Linked DNA regions of Homo sapiens: region 2 is linked to region 1. The links are chromatin loops, found by intact Hi-C in ENCODE. Cell type or tissue: PC-3. All regions are shown on one strand. Each heading gives the region's core, and the rest is flanking DNA. Links, peaks and the distances in the headings are about the cores only. Region 1 overlaps LRMDA (leucine rich melanocyte differentiation associated). Region 2 overlaps LRMDA (leucine rich melanocyte differentiation associated).

Region 1 (9,241 bases), core at 624-8,623:
GCACAGCTTTTAATAGCTTAGAACTGGGTGCAGTGGCTCACACCTGCAATCTGAGCTACTTGGGAGTCTGAGTCAGGAAGATCACTTGAGGCTAGGAGTTTCAGACCAGCTGAGCAACATAGCCAGACCCTGTTGCCAAAAAAGTTTTTTAAAAAATTAGCCAGGTGTGATAGCATGCACCTATAGTCTCAGCTACTCAGAGGGCTGAGGCAGGAAGATTGCTTGAGCCCAGGAGTTCAAGGCTGCAATGAGCTATGAGTGTGCCACTGCACTGCAGCCTGGGTGACAGAGTGAAATACTGTCTCTTAAAAACAAAAAAAAAGACCCTAAATGAAGGCTTAATGTAGACCTCCGAGATGGACAGCCTGAGCCTCCAATGACTCATTTTTTAGCATTAGTGACAATAAAAAAAATTATGTGTATGTGTGTATAGGCATGTGTCACTTAGCAATGGGGATACATTCTGAGAAATGATAGATGAAATTAGGTGATTTTGTCATTGTGTGAACATCATAGTATATGCTTAATACAAACCTAGATGGTATAGCATGCAATACACCTAGGCCATATGGTATAGCCTATTGCTCCTGAGCTGCAAACCTGTACAGCATGTTCCTGTACAGAATACTGTAGGCAGTTGTAACACAATGGTAAGTATTTGTGTATCTAAACAAAAAAAAAGTTACAGTAAAATACGATATTATAATCCTATGGGACCACCATCTTATATGTGGTCCATTGTTGACTGAAATATCATTATGTGATATTTGACTGTATATGGGACTGGTCAAATATGTTTTCCTTTTCTATGATGGCCTCAGAGCCATCATAGACTATCTATAACTTCATCTCTAACCATTCTTTCATGTGAATCTTATGTCCTAGGGACTTTGATCTACACATTGTACTTTAGACAGACCATTTAACCTGCATTTATTCTCTTTTCCTTTTCCTACCCCCTTTGCCTCCTTCTTCCTGGTAACCTTCATTTTTGCTTTCCTATATAAAACCTTCTAAACCAGGCCCCTTTGACCTCTCTCTTCTTACGTACTAATGGCAGGTGTAGACTTTACTGATGGTTTGCTGATAGCTGCCTTTAATTATTATTTATGTTTTTAGGCACTTATTCTACTTCTCCAAACTTAAGACTAGTGAATACATGGTCCTTTGTGATTTAGCTAGAGTAGAAAGCTCAGTCTTATGAAATGAAAACTGATATATTTTTTAAAGAGAACGTACTACGAAGAAACAACAAAGAATTAATAAAAATGTTAAAATCAGTAACATATCACTAACAATATTACTAAAGATGCAACCATTAGATTTTAAAAATCTAATTTAATGGATTGACTTGTTGAATATCAGAACTGCAAGAAACCTTAAAGATCATCATGCTGAATTCTTATCTCATACTGGTAGATGTACAACTCCAGGACAATTAATTTAGTGGTAGAGTTAAAAATGTTATTCCTTCTAATAACCTAGAAATTCTCATACATATGTATATGTCCTAAAGAAGCTTGGATATATTCATAAAGTAACATTACAGAGATATCTACTAATAGCATTGTTTTGTGATAATGAAAAATTTGAAGCAAAATAAATGTTCATTAATAGGAAATTAGATAGATAAAATGCATTCTATTCATGAGATAGAATTCTAGACAGAGGTTAAATGGATCAAAAGGAATAAAACTTAAAGAAAATCATATGGTAAGTAGAATATGTACAAGCTCATATCCATTATTATCAAAACAATGTTATTTCTGGATGCACATAGATGTTGAACTTTAAAAACTGATTCGTGTTCTTTATTTTTTAATTTGGAAAAATATACCTTAAAGTGATTATGCTGAATAAAACAACCATCTAACATTCTTATTTTCAAATAAGGAAATGCACATCAAGAGTTGTGCTTGGTGTATGGACCATGTTTGGACCCTATTTTGAACCAAATGAATATTAAAAACTTTATGAGTGCCACATCTTCTGTCATCAGGGAAATGCAAATTAAAATAATGAGATACCACTGTGCACCTATTAGAATAGCCAAAATCTAGAACACTGACAACACCAAATGCGGATGAGGATGTAGAGCCTTAGGGACTCTCATTCATCTCTGGAGGGGAAACAAAATGAGACAGCCACTTTGGAAGATAGTTTGGTGGTTTCTTAGAAAACTGAACATAACTTAGCTTATGATCCAGCCATCACACTCCTTGGTATTTACTCAAATGAGTTGAAGACTTATGTCCACATAGAAACTTGCGTTCAGGTGCTTATGGCAACTTTATTCATAACTGCCAAAACTTGGAGGCAACCAAGAGGTCCTTCAGTAGGTGGATGGGAAATAAACTGGGGTACATGCAGACAATGGAATGCTATTCAACACTAAAAAGACATGAGCTATCAAACCATGCAAAGACATGGAAGAAACTTAAATGCATATTCATAAGTGAAAGAAGCCAACCTGAGTTATATGCTGTATGATTCTAGCTATATGTCATTCTAGAAAAGGCAAAACTATAGAGAGAGCACAAAGAGCAGTGGTTGTCAGGTGTTATGGGGGAGGAAAGGATGAATAGGCAGAGAACAGAGGATTTGGGGGGCAGTAAAAATACTCTGTATGATAGTGTGATGACTGATACATGTCATGTATCTGTCTAAACCCATGGAATGTACAACACCAAGCGAACTCTAATGTAAACTATGAGCTTTGAGTAATAACGATGGGTTGATGTAGGTTCATCAGTGTAACAATTGTGCCACTCTGGTGGGGGATGTTGATAAGGGGGGAGGCTATGTATGTATCCCCCCATTTCCCAGGGGTATATGGGAAATCTCTGTACCTTCTTCTCAATTTTGCTTTCGAATTTAAAACTGCTCTAAGAGAAGTCTTTTTTTTTTTTTTTAAAGGGAAATCTGAAGCAAATATTAGAAACATATTAGGGTGGTAGATTCACATGTGTCATTTTATCTTGTCTCTGGACCTTAAATATTTTATAATTGAAAGTAAAAAGTTCTTAATGTAAAAAAAAAGACTGAAATGATCAGGGAAATCTGACACTGACTGGATATTTGATAACAGTAATTATAAGCTTTTTTAGGTATGACAATTGTGGTTATATTTAAAATTTTTTTTCTTAGAGGTACCTAAGAGTATGTATGGAAGAAATTATTTGATGTCTGGGATTCATTCAAAAAAAATTTGCTTGGGAGAAGAGGGAATAGATGTGAGTAGATATAGTTGAAACTAGATTAGCTGTGTGTTGATTTATAGATACAAGAGGGCTCATTATACTGTAGTCTCTATACTTACAATTTTTTTGAAATACTCCCGCCAAATTTAAAAAATTGGCCTTAAAATATAGTTTTAGAACCAATGCTCCTTATCCAGTGCTGTTTACAATCTATCTCATTGAGACCATGATAGGTTGGACTCTCTACACTGGCCAGAGCAAGAAAGGGTACATAAGCAGGTTTTGCTTACAATTATTTTCTTACTGGAGGAAGTTTCGTACAAAGAGTAATTTTTATTTATGAAAAGCAGTCCCCCGTTGAGCCATCAGTTCTAGTTGAGGTGTATCTAAGATTTCTTTTTCTTTCCAAACATGTCAAAGCAACCAAGCCACGTGATTGAGAGTGTGGGGGCCTGAAACACCCGCAAGCAACCGCAAGGGGTGGGAGGTTACTCATTCCAACTTTTATGATGTCCCGAGAAACGGTTGCGATAAGAGAAAAGACTAAAAAATAAACGAGAGATAACTGAGATAATGGGAAAAACAGAGGGAAACAAGACAACACTCTCCAGTCTTTGGCTTGAGATATTTATTATGCCAAGGGAGATAAATTGGAGAAACATGAAAAGGGAAAGAGATCTTGTCTCTGACTCACGTATTTCTCTTTAAGTGAATGAGCAATAACACCGGAATAAAAGAGCTCAAAACAGAGCCATGTGCTCAGCCAAAATCATGGTTCCTAATGAATTTCAACGTTGGCAGAAGCCTCACACGTTGTACTTGAACAGCTTTCTTGATTTTGAATTATACATGTAATTCATCCTGACCAGAATGTAGCCTGAGAGCCGAGATCCGAATGTGAGTGGGAAATGAGAATGCTGGTCACGTGCTAGAGCCGGTCTTTCTTCTTCACGTCAGAAATGTCTGTGCTGTCATCAGTTTGGACAGTTCTGGGAAACAAACAAACAAACAAAACTTAGGAAATCAATTGTTTGGAGTCATCTTGGCAAATACATTGTCATATGACATATTTTCTTTTCCTACCAGGCTGTTCTGTATTAGAAAGACACAGCCCAAGATAGTCAGACTACAACGCATGAAACAAATGTTGATGAACAGAAAGGGTCACCGATGAGGCCAACAGTCCAAAACTGTCCACCTGGCCTTCCTGCCCTGTCTTTTAACAGGACAGAGGAGGATGAAGGGGAACAAGATAGACCTAGATGTGGTGGCACCTTAGAAAATTTAACCAAAAGAAGGGCTGTTGTTTTGCTGATTCTACTCAGTGAATGCAGTGGAAAGAAAATCAGATTCAGTGGGAAGAAAATCAGATTCTGCTCGCTCTGTTTTTAAATAGTGGGTGAGCTTTAGCTCACATTTCATAGAGCAAACTTTTTTAGGGTATAAAATAATATTCTTTAGTAACTAAATTTACAGTCTTTGTTCACTGTAACTTTGACTTTACTTCTGAATAACTGCAGCTGACAGGTCATTTCTGACTATTACATGTGTTTTTTCTTGAGTTCAAGCTAATAACCCAAAATGTTAGTCAATCCTGCAAGTGTTATTTGCATGTCCTTAGGTTTTGTTAAGGTACTTCGTGCTGTGGTGTTTACTTTGGGATAGAATTAAACTGTTGTGGGAAGGTGCTTTCAAGAAAGTGCTTACGAGAACAAAAGTTGTTTTGAAGGTAGGTAGGTAGGTGGAGGGAAGAAGAAAGGAGAGAGAGAAGGGAAAAGATCGCTGGCAGAGTTGGAAAAACCAGTAGGTTCCAATCCCAAATCTACCATTTACTAGCCCTATGAATTTGGGCAATTTATTTAACAAGCCTCTTTGATCCTGTATTAGTCAATTCTCGCATTGCTACAGAGAAATACTGGAGACTGTCTAATTTACGAAGAAAAGACATTTAATTGGCTCACAGTCCTGCAGCCTGTACCAGAAGCATAACACAGCCATCGGCTTCTGGGGAGGCCTCAGGAAGCTTTCAATCATGACAGAAAGTGAAAGGGGAGCAGGTGGATAGTGGGAGCAGGAGCAAGAGAGAGGGAGATGCTACACACTTTTAAACAGCCAGATCTCATGAGAAGTCACTTGTTATTGCAAAAACAGTACCAAGAAGATGGTGCTGAGGCATTTGTGAGAAATCCATCACCGTGATCCAATAACCTCCCACCAGGCCCCACCTCTAATCCTGGGATTACAATTCAACATGAGATTTGGGGAGGACACGCATCCAAACTATATCAGCCCCTCAGATTATTTATGTAGAAAATGCAGGTGATCACTACCTACCTTGTTGTGTTGTTATGATGATTATAGATAATGGCATTATTTTTAAAAGAAAGGAATGAAAGGGAAAGATACATATTCTAAAAATGAAAAATCTCCCAAAGCAAATCATATTTATAGGTCTGTTGCTATAATTCCAGATTTTAATTTTATTAAATGTTCAGAAAAGAACAAATCACAGATCCTTGGTTCCAAATAAGCACATGGGAAATTATGTGAATATTATTAAAACGTGAGCTTCTTGTGACAATAGTGACATTATTGGAACATAAATGGCAGCTCAGTCAGCGTCTCCTTGTAACTATATCAAAGAAAAGACAGTTGCAGCTTTGTTCTCTGTGTGACCCACTTGGGGTTTGGCTGCTTGTTGATGGATATTATCATTTTTAATGTCAGTAAATAATGTGATGTCAGATAAATGACCTGTTTCCTTTCTGTGGTATAAAGCTCATTTATCTTTAGGGAGCTTGAGTGTGTAGAGAAATCTGAGTGGGACCAAGGGTTTCTGACTATGCAGGATGGGACTTTTTTTATTAATCCTGCTTAACATGAGTCCCAGGCAGTCACATTCAATTCTAAATGTATGTGTGGTAAATCAATGGAAGTGATATGCATTTACCATAGACTGTTTTACTGATTGGAGAAAAACAGAAAGTAAACTTTTTTTTTCAACTTGAAGAAAATGATGCTATACATAAAGCATTACTGTGCACGTGCATGTAGTAGACAGAAGACATCTTTCTATGTAATTCATACTTGGCTTAGCTAGACCCTTGTTGCTTTAAGGAATTACGGTGGTATAAAATTAAGGATCAGGAAGATGCATTTTAATTAACTTTACTGCTAATAGCTTTGGAGATCACAAAAATGTGAACTATGGTAGAGTCAAAAAGATTCTGAGATCACAGGAAATTATGATTTTGATTTCTGGGCTGTAGTATCTGCTTCCTTCCTAAGATGACCACTGAAAAGTCCACATCTTTTATTTCTGAAGATGAGTCTCATGAATCCATTGTCTCTGTTTTTCATGACTGCACATTTAGCCAAAGTCACTGGAATGCCATATTCTCTGATGGGAGATTTAGTCAGGGCAAAAAAGGGCCATTTGCTTTTCTGGAAACCTTTAGACAGGGTGACAATTATTCCAATGAGTTTTTCTTAATATTGTGAGCTCATTTTGAAACACTTCCTTAAACAACCCTCTGAAGTTTCCTAGGAAAATTCATGGACTCTCAGAGAACCAAGTCTGGAAGCCTCTTTAGAAATCATTTAATTAAAATGTTTGATTTTTTTTTCCGATGAGAAATCAGAGGTAAGGAATTTGCTCTAGGTCCCAAGGTGAGTTTCCTGCATAGGAGACTGAACACAAAGGCTTTGTGTTTTTACTAAAACATTATTGTTTTGTCAGATATTGAAATGTCCACTGATGATTTAATGATTAAAACTGAGAATTTTTTAGATTTACTTTTCTCAGTTCCATCATATTATAGAGCTGGCAGAGAGGGTAGAGTAGGTATTTATTTTACTACCCAATGAGTAGTCTCGAGAAAGACAGTGTCCACCTGTTTTTTCTAGAATAGGGGTTGGCAAATTACAGCCCATAAACCAAATATGGCCAGTGGCTTGTTTTTTGTTTGTTTGTTTTTACATATGAGCTACGAATGCTTTTTACATTTGTAAAAGGTGGCAAAAAACCACCCAAAAAACAAAGAATATTTGAGATATGTGGTGAAGGCCATGTGTGGTCTGCAAAGAATGAAATATTTCCTATCTGGCCCTTTACAGGAAAAGTTTGCCAATCTGTGATCTAAAATATTCAGAGAAAGGTTCTGTGACCTTCCTTGTAGATCCCACAATACTTTTGTGTTTATATTTTTTAAATGAGCATCACAGATTGCAGGAAAATAGGAAACAATTTAATTTAATTTAATTTTTAGCCTTGAAAAAAATTCCTTTTATTGAATTTATTTATTTTTCCAGCTGTAAAATTGGAGGCACCACTCAGACCTTGTTTGGCTCTATCATTTTATGAGTTTATGGATTACAACAGTGAACAAAGGGCACGTGTATCAGTCCTTTCTCATGTGAGACTACGTAATTTATAAAGAAAAGAGGGTTTGTTTGTTTATTTGTTTTTGTTTTTGTTTATTGAGACGAAGTCTTGCTCTTGTCCCCCAGGCTAGAGTGCAATGGCACAATCTTGTTTCACTGCAAACTCTGCCTCCCAGGTTCAAGCAATTCTCCTGCCTCAGTTTCCCAAGTAGCTGGGATTACAGGCACCTGCCACCATGCCCACCTAATTTCTGTATTTTAAGTAGAGATGGGGTTTCACTATGTTGGCCAGGCTGGTCTCGAACTCTTGACCTCAGATGATCCATCCGCCTCGGCCTCCCAAAGTACTGGGATTACAGGCGTGAGACGCCATGCCCAGCCAAAAAGAGAGTTTTTTTTGAGACAGAGTCTTGCTCTGTCACCCAGGCTGGAGTACAGTGGTGTGATCTTGGCTTACTGTAACCTCTGCCTTTGGGTTCAAGCAATTCTCCTGCTTCAGTCTCCCAAGTAGCTGGGACTACAGGCATGCACGTCCATACCTGACTAGCTTTTGTATTTTTAGTAGAGACGGGGTTTCACCATTTTGGCCAGGCTGGCCTCAAATGCCTGACTTCAAGTGATCTGCCAGCCCCAGCCTCTCAAAGTGCTGGGATTACAGGCGTGAGCCATTGCACCCAGCCAAGAAAAGAGGTTTAATTGACTCACAGTTCCTCATTGGCTGAGGAAGACTCAGGAAACCTACCATCATGGCAGAAGAGGATGCAAACATATCCTTCTTCACATGGCAGCAGGAGAGAGAAGAATGAGTGAAGGAGGGGAATAGCCCCTTATAAAACCACCAGATATCGTGAGAACTCATGATCATGAGAACAATATGAGGGTAGCCGCCCCCATTATTTAATTATCTCTTACCAAGTCCCCCCCACAACACGTGTGGATAGTGGGAGCTACAATTCAAGATGAGATTTGGGTGGGAACACAAACAAACCATATCAGCACACTCATTCAGCACATATTCAGTGGGTATCGAGAGGCTATGCTGGATGCTTTGGGTAGGTTGGTGAACAAACAGTATGGTTCTTGCCCTTCTAGACCAATATTCAGTGGGAATACAGAGGGAAAGAAGAAATAATGAAGTAAACAATGATGGGCATTTGTAGCGGTTAGGCAGGATTCAGTGTCAGATAACTGTCAAGGGGAAATTCCTGAGAGACTCCACCCACTGATCATTTGTCCGATGTGAAGGGCAATTTATCCTAACTTCCACACATATTTATGGGTCATTTTCTATGTACCAGGCATGAGGCTGTCTGTTAGGTTGAGTTCTCAGTCAAAACCATGGACAAAGGCCTCCTTTTGGACATTTTCCCAAACCTGCTTGGTTCTTTGTTAAAATGGTACTTGTTCCAACCTTCTTTTGTTTGTTTTTAACTTTTATTTTAAGTTCAGGGGTACATGTGCAGGTTTGTTATATAGGTAAACTTCTGTCATGGATGTTTGTTGTACAGATTATTTTGTCACCCAGGTACTGAGCCTAGTATCCATTAGTTACTTCTCCTGATCCTCTCCCTCCTCTCAACCTCTACCCTCCAGTAGGCCCCAGTGTCTGTTCTTCCTCTCTTATGTGTCCATGTGTTCTCATCATTTAGCTCCTACTT
Region 2 (9,241 bases), core at 424-8,423, 48 kb after region 1:
ATAATGCTACTGAGAAAGTTAGAAAATATAGGATTATTATTCCCTAAATTACTTTTCTTTGTGGGGGTGCGGGGTGAAGGGGAGGAGGTTGAGGAGAAATTGTCAGTATGCTCTAGATGGCAGAGAGTGGTGTTTCATTTAGCTATTCCAGTGGGTGGATTGTACCAGTGTAGAGATGCTGGGCCTTCCTGTTGTGAAGTAACTCTTGGGGGAAGTTGGCTGGTGGTAGGATATGCAGATCTTTGCTACTGAAAATGGGGTCTTTGGGCCAGCAACATTGGCATCACCAGGGAGCCTGTCAGAAATGCAGAATCGTTGAGGCCACCATCCCAGACCTACTGAATTAGCATCCACCTTTTAACAAAACCTCCCAGTGACCCATACGCATGGGAAACTCGAGAAGCATTGGCCTAGATAATCATCCACTGGGACGATGAAAGGCACACATCCTCTCCTTCCTCCCGTCGATCAAAAGACGCATCTGGATTGGTTTCTTGATTTTGTCGATGATGACCTAAGAGAAAGGGAGTTTAACCTCCAGGAGCTGAACTCAGCAGTGGGACTGTGCTGCCTCATCTCCAGCTACTAACCGTTCTATCCACCCTGACCCTCTCACTGTTCTCAGAACAGGTTGGAACCTCTTACGACGTTGTGCTTGTCCCACTGCCTGGAATGCTTTTTCTCTCTTTCCTCACACATCAAACTCCTGTCACCTTTCATAAGCTTGCTCACATGGCATCTTTTCTGGGAAACATTCCTCATTTTCCCCAGGTAGGATTAGGTACTGTACCTTCTGTTTACTTATGCCTCTAATAAATTACAGTAGTACAGGAAAGTATGCATGTCTGTTTTCCTTTCTGGACTGGGAACTCCTGGAGGATCTTACACCCCTTGTGATCACCTCTGTGTCCTCAGCCCCTAACACAGAGCAGGCATGTAATCCATATCTGTTGCATGGCTGCATGAAAATACAGGTGAACTGGCTGTGAATGCCTTTTGTGGGACTCTGGGAAGTTCTCGTTCTTCCAGGCAGCTGTGTGGGCTGTGTTAATCATAAATTTCTGGATCCATGAGGCTCCCAAGTTAAAGACTGGGTCAGCACTGAGCAAAATTGTCAAGGGAGATGGGACTATCCAGTAACCACTTTCCCCTCTCATGCCTGGCATACCTCCGATTGCCCCAGACTTTCATGCAGCCCCTGCACTGAGGTTGGTTCCCTGTGGCTAAATTCCACCCCTCCCAAATCAGAGCCTACCTATCTCCTTAAAGAGTCAGTGCCCATTTGTCCGGGGCTTGCTATGCGCCAAACGCTCTACAGAAACTGCTTTGTGCACATCATCGCATTCAGTGGCCACAACAATTCTGTAAACATAGGCGTCATCATTTCCATTTCATATGGAGGAAACTGCAGTTTGTGGTGGTTAAGTAATTTGCTCACAGCAAGGTGGTCAGGCAGAGCTGGGATTCAAACTCAAGCCTGTCTGACTTACTAATTGGCACTTTGAAATGCTACTCTGTGCCACAACAGGGGTAATGAATCAGCCGGGGAAACCCATGAAGGTGCTAACCTACCATTGTACATAATTGATCAAAACACTTGCTCTGAACAGTGAGCTGTTTTAGATACACTTTACCAGGGGGAAGAGAATAATTACAAGTGACCGCAGTAGATGCCTCTATCTGGTCGATTCTGACTTTCTCAAGCTCTGACTAGCCTTTAAGACATTCTGTTTCTAAGACTGAGGACCACTGCCACAAGTCTCAGCTAGTTCAGGGATCCTACGTCTGTGAAGCCCTGGGAAGGGGGCTGGGAGTGTGAGCTGCCATTTTGCCTTTAACTTTGTCCTGTTAGTTGAGAAACATGCCACATTATTACTGACTTAAGTATTTATTTTTGGTTGGGGGATGGGGTGATTTTTTAAAAAACAATGCCCAGTGTGTGTGACTTCTGCACATAGTCATGTGAGTCACTTCCTGTTTAGTGGAAGCCCTCTTTATCCACCCCTACCTATCCAATGGGATCATCTCGCCTTTTCCACCTCCTCTGTCCCCTCCATAAAATATGCTCACTGGTGGTCGGGTGTGGTGGCTCATGCCTGTAATCCCAGCACTTTGGGAGGCCAAGGCAGGCAGCTCACCTGAGGTCAGGAGATCGAGACCAGCCTGGCCATCATGGTGGAACCTCATTTCTACTAAAAACACAAAAGTTAGCTGGGCGTGGTGGCACATACCTGTAATCCCAGCTACTTGGAAGCCTGAGACAGGAGAATCACTTGAACCCGGGAGGCAGAGGTTGCAGTGAGCCGAGATCAGGCCACTGCACTCCAGCATGGGTGACAGAACGAGACTCCATCTCAAAAAAAAAAGTATGTCCACTGGTGTTCCTGTTCCCAGTGAGAAGGCACCTCCCTCTAGACCTTCCATACTCAGCTGCTCTCACCAAGATGCAGTTACGTTTATTCCCAAACTTGTTTATGCCAGTTTTTCTTGTACAAGATTGGTAAACATAGTTCAATTAAATATTATATAAACCAACGAACTATGGGTACAAGACTAAAGAGCTGTCATTTTATGATCACTGAGTTAAATGCTTTGGAAAAATTTCATAAAGCAAATGTTACCGAGTTTTTTTAAAAAAAGGAAGCCAACAAATTATATGAGAGCAGGCCAAGAGAGCTTAAAACAAGAAAGGCAGAACTTTATCATCTAAAGTAGCCTGTGCTCAGTTTGCCTTTCAAGGGTCTTTATACTCTGCTCCATTTTAAAGAAACCCTAAACTGGAAATTGGCGGGGGGCAACAGTTTATGAGTATTTTGGGATAAAAACTATGAAGTGGGACTAATCACAGGGCAGCCAGCAAGGAAACATGGACCTCAATCCCGGAGCCCAGTGGAACTGAATTCTACCAGCAACCTGACTGGGGCTAAGAAGGGACAGATTCTACCCCAGAGCCTGGTCCAGCCAGCAACTTGATTTTGGCCTTGTCAGACTCAATGCGGGGAAACCAGCTGTGCCCACTGGCTTTTGACCTTCAGAAATAGGAGGAAACACATGTGCATTGCATTCAGCAGTGAAGCCCAGGGTAATCTGTTAGAGCAGCCATGGAAAACCAACCCAGCAAGCATGTCCTCCCCTCTGCTTGTGCCTATCCAGACCACCAATCCCATATTTTTCCCAGGCCCTTTCACCACACTCTGCTCAGTATGGCTTTCCAGGCCCTCGGCACTGGTGTTGCCTCAGCTTTGCTTTTAAAACTTGCCTTTCCGCTGGGTGCGGTGGCTCACACTTGTAATCCTAGCACTTTGGGAGGCCGAGGAGGGCGGATCACCTGAGGTCAGGAGTTCAAGACCAGCCTGGCCAATGTGGTGAAACCTTGTCTCTACTAAAAATACAAAAATCAGCCAGGTGTGGTGGTGGGCACCTATAATTCCAGCTACGCAGCAGGCTGAAGCAGGAGAATCACTTGAACCCAGGAGGCAGAGGCTACAGTGAGCTGAGATCACACCCACTGCACTCCAGCCTAGGCAACAAGAGTGAAACTCCATCTGAAAAATAAATGAATAAAATAAAAAAAAACTTGCCTTTCACACAAACTGTCTCCCCTAATAAGCTAAGGAGAGTCACTCTCACCTAAAAACAGACTGTGCTTCCGTGCCTCTGAGCATTTGCTCAGTCCTGTTCCCCTCCTCACAGCCTCCTAGATACATCTGACTCATCTTTCCAGGCCCAGCTGAGACCCAGGCTTCCCTATGCAGGTCGCCTCCTTGTGTGACTGCTGTGGCCTGCTGAGAACTTGCTGCTCATGTTTCCCTCTGGGCCTTCGTCTTCTGTTGGGGGTGTTTTCTTCTCTCTCTGGATTGACGGCATAAGAATTAGTATATTGTACGTGATCCATGGCTCCTGTGAGGGACTGGATGTTACCATGATCCATACAAACACCTGCAGAGCTCTTTTGTATGTAGTGGTTGATTTCTGGGGTCCTTGCTTTGAGTTATCTCTCCTTCAATATCAAGATAAGGATTTGATCTCTTCTAAAGTGTCTTGTAAATGACTTCTTTAAATGATTTTTGTTCCAAAGAAGGGTGTCTCTCTGAACATGGAGCCAGCCCCTCGGATTTGTGGCTGCTTCCATTGCTGATGTATCACGTACAATCCTGTATGAACATCCATTGTGTGTACTCTGAGAGAGTGTCCTATAGCACCAGCACATGGGGACACTATCCAGGGAGAGATGGCAGGATGCTGGGGTGGGGAGTAGGAGCCAGGGAATATTTTGAAAGCATTTGACTTATTTTCCACTGTAGCTATCTATTCTTCATTCCATGCTAATGGGATAATTTGATCAATGAATGAACTGGGAAAAGGCAGGAGATGCATAAAAAGTGTAAAAGCGCATAGCTACAAATGAGTGGGCAGATTTACCACCTTCTCCCCAGAATCAGATCTGTCTGCCATCCGCACCGGGAATGAGACAGGCAGATCCGAGCTTTGGCTTAATTACACATAATTTGGGTGACAGCTGAAATGCAAACCTAAACATTCAATCAGTTAAAAATACACAAAATTAAGCATTTCACACAGTGTCCAACCCCTTCAATCTTTATTAATACTTTAATTATGTTAATTATACCATGGTTTCAAGCCCTGCTACTACAACAAGCAGGGGGTGGAGGTGGGGAAGAGGCAGTCCTCGAGCTAAATAATGATTGCATTCGAATTAAAAGTAGGAATGGAATGCAAAGTAGCAAAGAATCACAAATACATAATTCAGCAGTTTACCCACCCTGTTCACACTTCTTTTTTTCCTGCCTGGCAGTGTTTCTGAAGGGTGGGTCCAAGTCTGACTCATCCTCTGAGTGTACTGTACATAGTAAGTGCTCAGTAAACATCTGTTGAATTAATTTTTCATCAAGGATGCTGAAATTGTATCCATAGATATAAAAAGATGTGAGCAGATGTTTGGGATATATATATTGAAATGGCGGTGGCCAATATTATGGCTGACAGTTATTTGTGGGTTAGTGGGAACAGTGGTGGTGCAGGGGGTAGGGGCGAGAGGAAGAAAGAGAGGAACAGAAAATGACCAGGATTGCAGAGATTCATCACCCTTCTATGAAGTCACTTGATTTCTTTGGACTCAGTTTCTCCGCATCTCTAACAAATGAGGAGGAGGAGATTAGACCTTAATGGTTATCAAACTTTGTTCTCCTGGATTCCTCAAAGGAACATCAGGGACTCCACTGCGTATGTGTGTTGGAGGGACATCTGGAGGATAAGGTTCTGCTTTAATTTATTTATTGGATGTCTAAGAGTTTTATTCTAAAAGTTGCTTAAAAATGGTTTGGAAACTTCTGCATGTGATAGCCTTTTTAACCTCTAACTCACCCACTCACAGACAGTCTCCTGTGCTCTGGTTGGAGGGTTTCCATTGGTCCAACACTTCACCTGTCTTGTCCTTTGTCCTGGGTATGTGGGTCCCCCTTACTCATCTGCTTTTCTAGCCCCCATGTGATTTTACTTTTCACCTTCCATGTCTTTGCTCATCTTGGGCTGAAATGTCCTTCCTCTCTGTCTGCACCTATCAACATCCTACAGTTCACTAAGCCTGGTACCCAGTTGCCTCCTCTGGAAAGACTTCCTGGACTGCACTTGTCATTGGTGCTCTCTCCTCTTTCCAGATTCCTTTGATTCACAGTGCCTGACTCACATTCCTCCTTTTTTTCATATGTGCTAGTCTTGTCTTATTGACTAGATAATCAATTTCTCAAATGAGAAACATTCAGCCTTCTCTTGAGTCTTTCTTCCACTCTGCCTTAGACTGGACACATAGGTGACTACTCAAGAAGTCTTACTACACATCCAATAGCATTTGACAGGGAGTTAGCCACATAAAATCCAATGAGCCTCTAGCCAGAGAGAATTCAGTTGCTGAAACTACAACAATGAATGACTGTACTTTAGATTTTTTACTTTATAGTTTGCTGAGCTGAAACCAAAATGTCACTTGGGTGACTTGCACAAGATAGGTTTTTAGGTTTTGCTAGGCTGACATGTACAGAATCATCAGTTGTTGGGAGTGTCTTTTTAATATCAACAGAGAAAACCTTGAAGATTCATAAATCTGAAATAGAAATGCAGTGTTTGCTTCAAAGAGCAATTCCTTAGTTTGTTGTTGGTGAGAACTGGCTCTGTGACTGTACCTTTTGCCCAAGTATCCTTAGCTAAGCTAAATGTCTTCAGAGTCTCACAAATAGTTCTCATATTCTGTGGTTATCACTACTGAGATTCTCCCTGGTGCACAGAATTGACATTGGAGCTCTCCATGTAGTTTTTGGTGGCCGGCTCAAGTTGCTGTCTCATCACTCCTTAACTCTACATCCTACAAGTCACCAATGTGGGGGCAAAGGTTCAAAAAGGAACCAATTCACTAGCTTCTTGGTTCAGCAACAAGACTCTCAGCATCACAGAATCTTATAGATTATCAAAAGGAAACATAGCCCAAGTCCATTAACCTACAAATGTTGACTATTATTTAAAACCAAACTTTATTACAATGGAGAATACAGAATTAACATAGGATACAGATTTTGCACTACAGATTTTTCTTTTTGTATGGTGTGAAAATTAAAACACACACACACACACACACACACACACACATAAAAAAAAAAAACTATAGAGAAATATAAAAAATGACCAAGTGCTAACTATGGTTCCCAGGTACTATGAGAATTTGGAAAGAAGAAAAATCATTATGGAAAAGTAGAAACAGCTAAGTTGTTGGGTCCATTTTTCACACTCAAAAGATTTTTTTTCTAATTATTGCTTCTACTCCTGGGCCTCCCTTTTTTTTGGAAGGAAGTGTCTGCCAAGGTACATCTGCTGAACAATAATTCATTCACACCCCAATAAAAGTATGAATATTACCAATCAGCCCTCTTGCAAACAAGAAAGAGATAACCGGATGTCCACACTGAACTAATGATAATTTCAGCCAAAAGGCAAAGAAGCTTCATGTTTTTATCAGCCTTTGTATCTTATTGCAAGTGGATGCATTATTTGTTGTCATTTGTTGGTTTCAGATATTGAAATTAGCTTTCAGAAAATCTGTGTACTACATTGTGGGGACCACTAAGAATCTTCCACATGGATTGGGAATCCTGTGCCAAGGAGTTTGCTCATAATCATGGAAGAAGATCAAGATCAGTGTAGGTGGAAGTGACTTGGATCTTGCAATAACTAGGGCTTGGTCAAGCAATGTGGGGGTGGGGGGATGTGCCAAGGAATCAGGCAATGTCCATAAATTCAGTCCCTTTTGTGCACCATTGCTGACTGTTCCAAGGCCACACATCTGACTTCCCATTCCTCCTAATTTTGTGAGCTCGTACTCCATGAGTGGGAGAAGATGGATCACCATTTTGTGAACTGTGCTGTTTTGCATCTCACCCCAAAAACGCATCCCAAATTGAGCATATGTGATCTTCAGTAACATTCAGGAATTTCCCATCACTTGAAGTCTTTAGTTACAGCCACACCTTTTAAAAACAAAATAGATGATTTTGAGGATGTCATTGGCTAATTTGCAGACCTGCTTTGCATTGGCATCTAGACCAGTGTTCGTTACTGGAGGCACATCTCTCTGTCGGGTGATTCAGACTGTATATGAGATTGGGGGGTGTACCTTGACCACATCAAGTTGTGAATGGAAGATGCTGCCTTGGTAATTTTACCCAAGACCCTGGTTGTATCCATTTAATAAAATTAGAACATGTATCATTTGAGAAGGGAAAGTAATTATCTCTGTTAGTTGTAATCTCCTCAAATTCAAATGCATGACATAGAGATTTCTCTTCAATGGCACAGTTATAGACTTGGTGGTTAATTAAACATCTTTTCTAATCAAATTAGCTTTCATTTCCTAAGTGGAGGTTTTTAACCTGGAAGTGGCTTTGAAACATTGTTTCTTTCAGCCATCACCTATGAAAGGAAAGATAATGTCCCTTCAAAGGACTCCTCTAACAGTGAATAATTATTCTTTGTTTGACTGCAAATGCACATTCTTGAAATAATATATTCGTAAAGTTTCATAAATTATTTCAAGACATATTAAAGAGCATTGGAAATAGTTCTACTCCCTCCAGGAGGTTGCCAAGAAAAAGTTTTGTCCTTTAAAATTTGAAACAAATTATTATTCACTGGGGGGACATCATTGGAGCTTCCCCTAGCTCCAGCTGACAGGAACAATTTGAGCTAACCTGTTAATGGTAATGCTTTTAAAATTTAGAGATACTCTTAAGTGGAGCAATTTTTAAAAATTAAAACTATAGCTAGGGGGAATTGCCTTTGGAGGTCATGCAATGTTAGGGACACTGCACATCTACCTGGATCAGGGCCTGGATTCCAGCTGCCTGGGTTGCATGTTACATCATGGCCCATGGAGGTGAGGGAGACAGGAGTGTCTCTGGTTGAATTTCAACTAAATGCTCCCAGGCATAATTCTCCTGAGACTTGCAGCTTGGCTATAAAATACAGCATAATATAGCACAAAAGCTACTGTAATTGGGGTTGGGAAAACGGAGTTCCAGTCCCAGAAGTCACATAACGTTGTAAAAAATCCACTATTTTCTCATCTGCACAATGAAAGAATTGGCTTAAATAATCTCCCATATCCCTTCTAACTCCAACATTTTGTGCTTTTACTGTAAGATGTCACTTGAACCAAATTTTTTTTTTTTTTTTTTTTTTTTTATGAGACGGAGTCTCCTCTGTCGCCCAGGCCGGACTGCGTCCGCAGTGGCGCAATCTCGGCTCACTGTAAGCTCCGCTTCCCAGGTTCACGCCATTCTCCTGCCTCAGCCTCCCGAGTAGCTGGGACTACAGGCGCCCACCACCGCGCCCGGCTAATTTTTTGTATTTTTAGTAGAGACGGGGTTTCACCTTGTTAGCCAGGATGGTCTCGATCTCCTGACCTCATGATCCACCCACCTCGGCCTCCCAAAGTGCTGGGATTACAGGTGTGAGCCACCGCGCCCGGCCGCAACATCATTTCTTAATAGCTCATTTTGTAGCTTACCTGGTAAGTGATAACTACATTTCTGAAGACTTATTGACTAGATAGTTATGGCATGGAACAAGCCTTATATCCTCATCTGAACTGAAATCTCTGAGGAAAACAAGAAAACAAGAAAGCAAAGGAGACCAGCACTTGCTTGGGCACTCACAATGTGGCAGGAGCTGTACT

Evidence for each region. Hi-C counts contacts between places; a loop is a spot of excess contacts. Peaks named below come from ENCODE experiments on the same cell type or tissue, not always from the same donor. Only the 100,000 strongest peaks of a DNase experiment are listed, where the experiment ranks them.
Region 2: it touches region 1 in a loop (4-fold over the local background); 2 of 110 quality-filtered maps call a loop at or near these places.

The regions. Positions count from the first base shown.
Region 1 is chr10:76,157,309-76,166,549 of GRCh38, forward strand. The region is part of intron 5 of LRMDA (leucine rich melanocyte differentiation associated); the gene reads left to right. Among named protein-coding and RNA genes, the nearest start is that of MIR606, 610 kb to the left of the region's middle. In PC-3, for the core only: no CTCF peak of the experiment used is centred there; no DNase peak of the experiment used is centred there; H3K27me3 peaks cover 5,814 bases.
Region 2 is chr10:76,205,608-76,214,848 of GRCh38, forward strand. The region is part of intron 5 of LRMDA (leucine rich melanocyte differentiation associated); the gene reads left to right. Among named protein-coding and RNA genes, the nearest start is that of MIR606, 660 kb to the left of the region's middle. In PC-3, for the core only: no CTCF peak of the experiment used is centred there; DNase peaks (open chromatin) are centred at 1,944 and 3,734; H3K27me3 peaks cover 3,245 bases.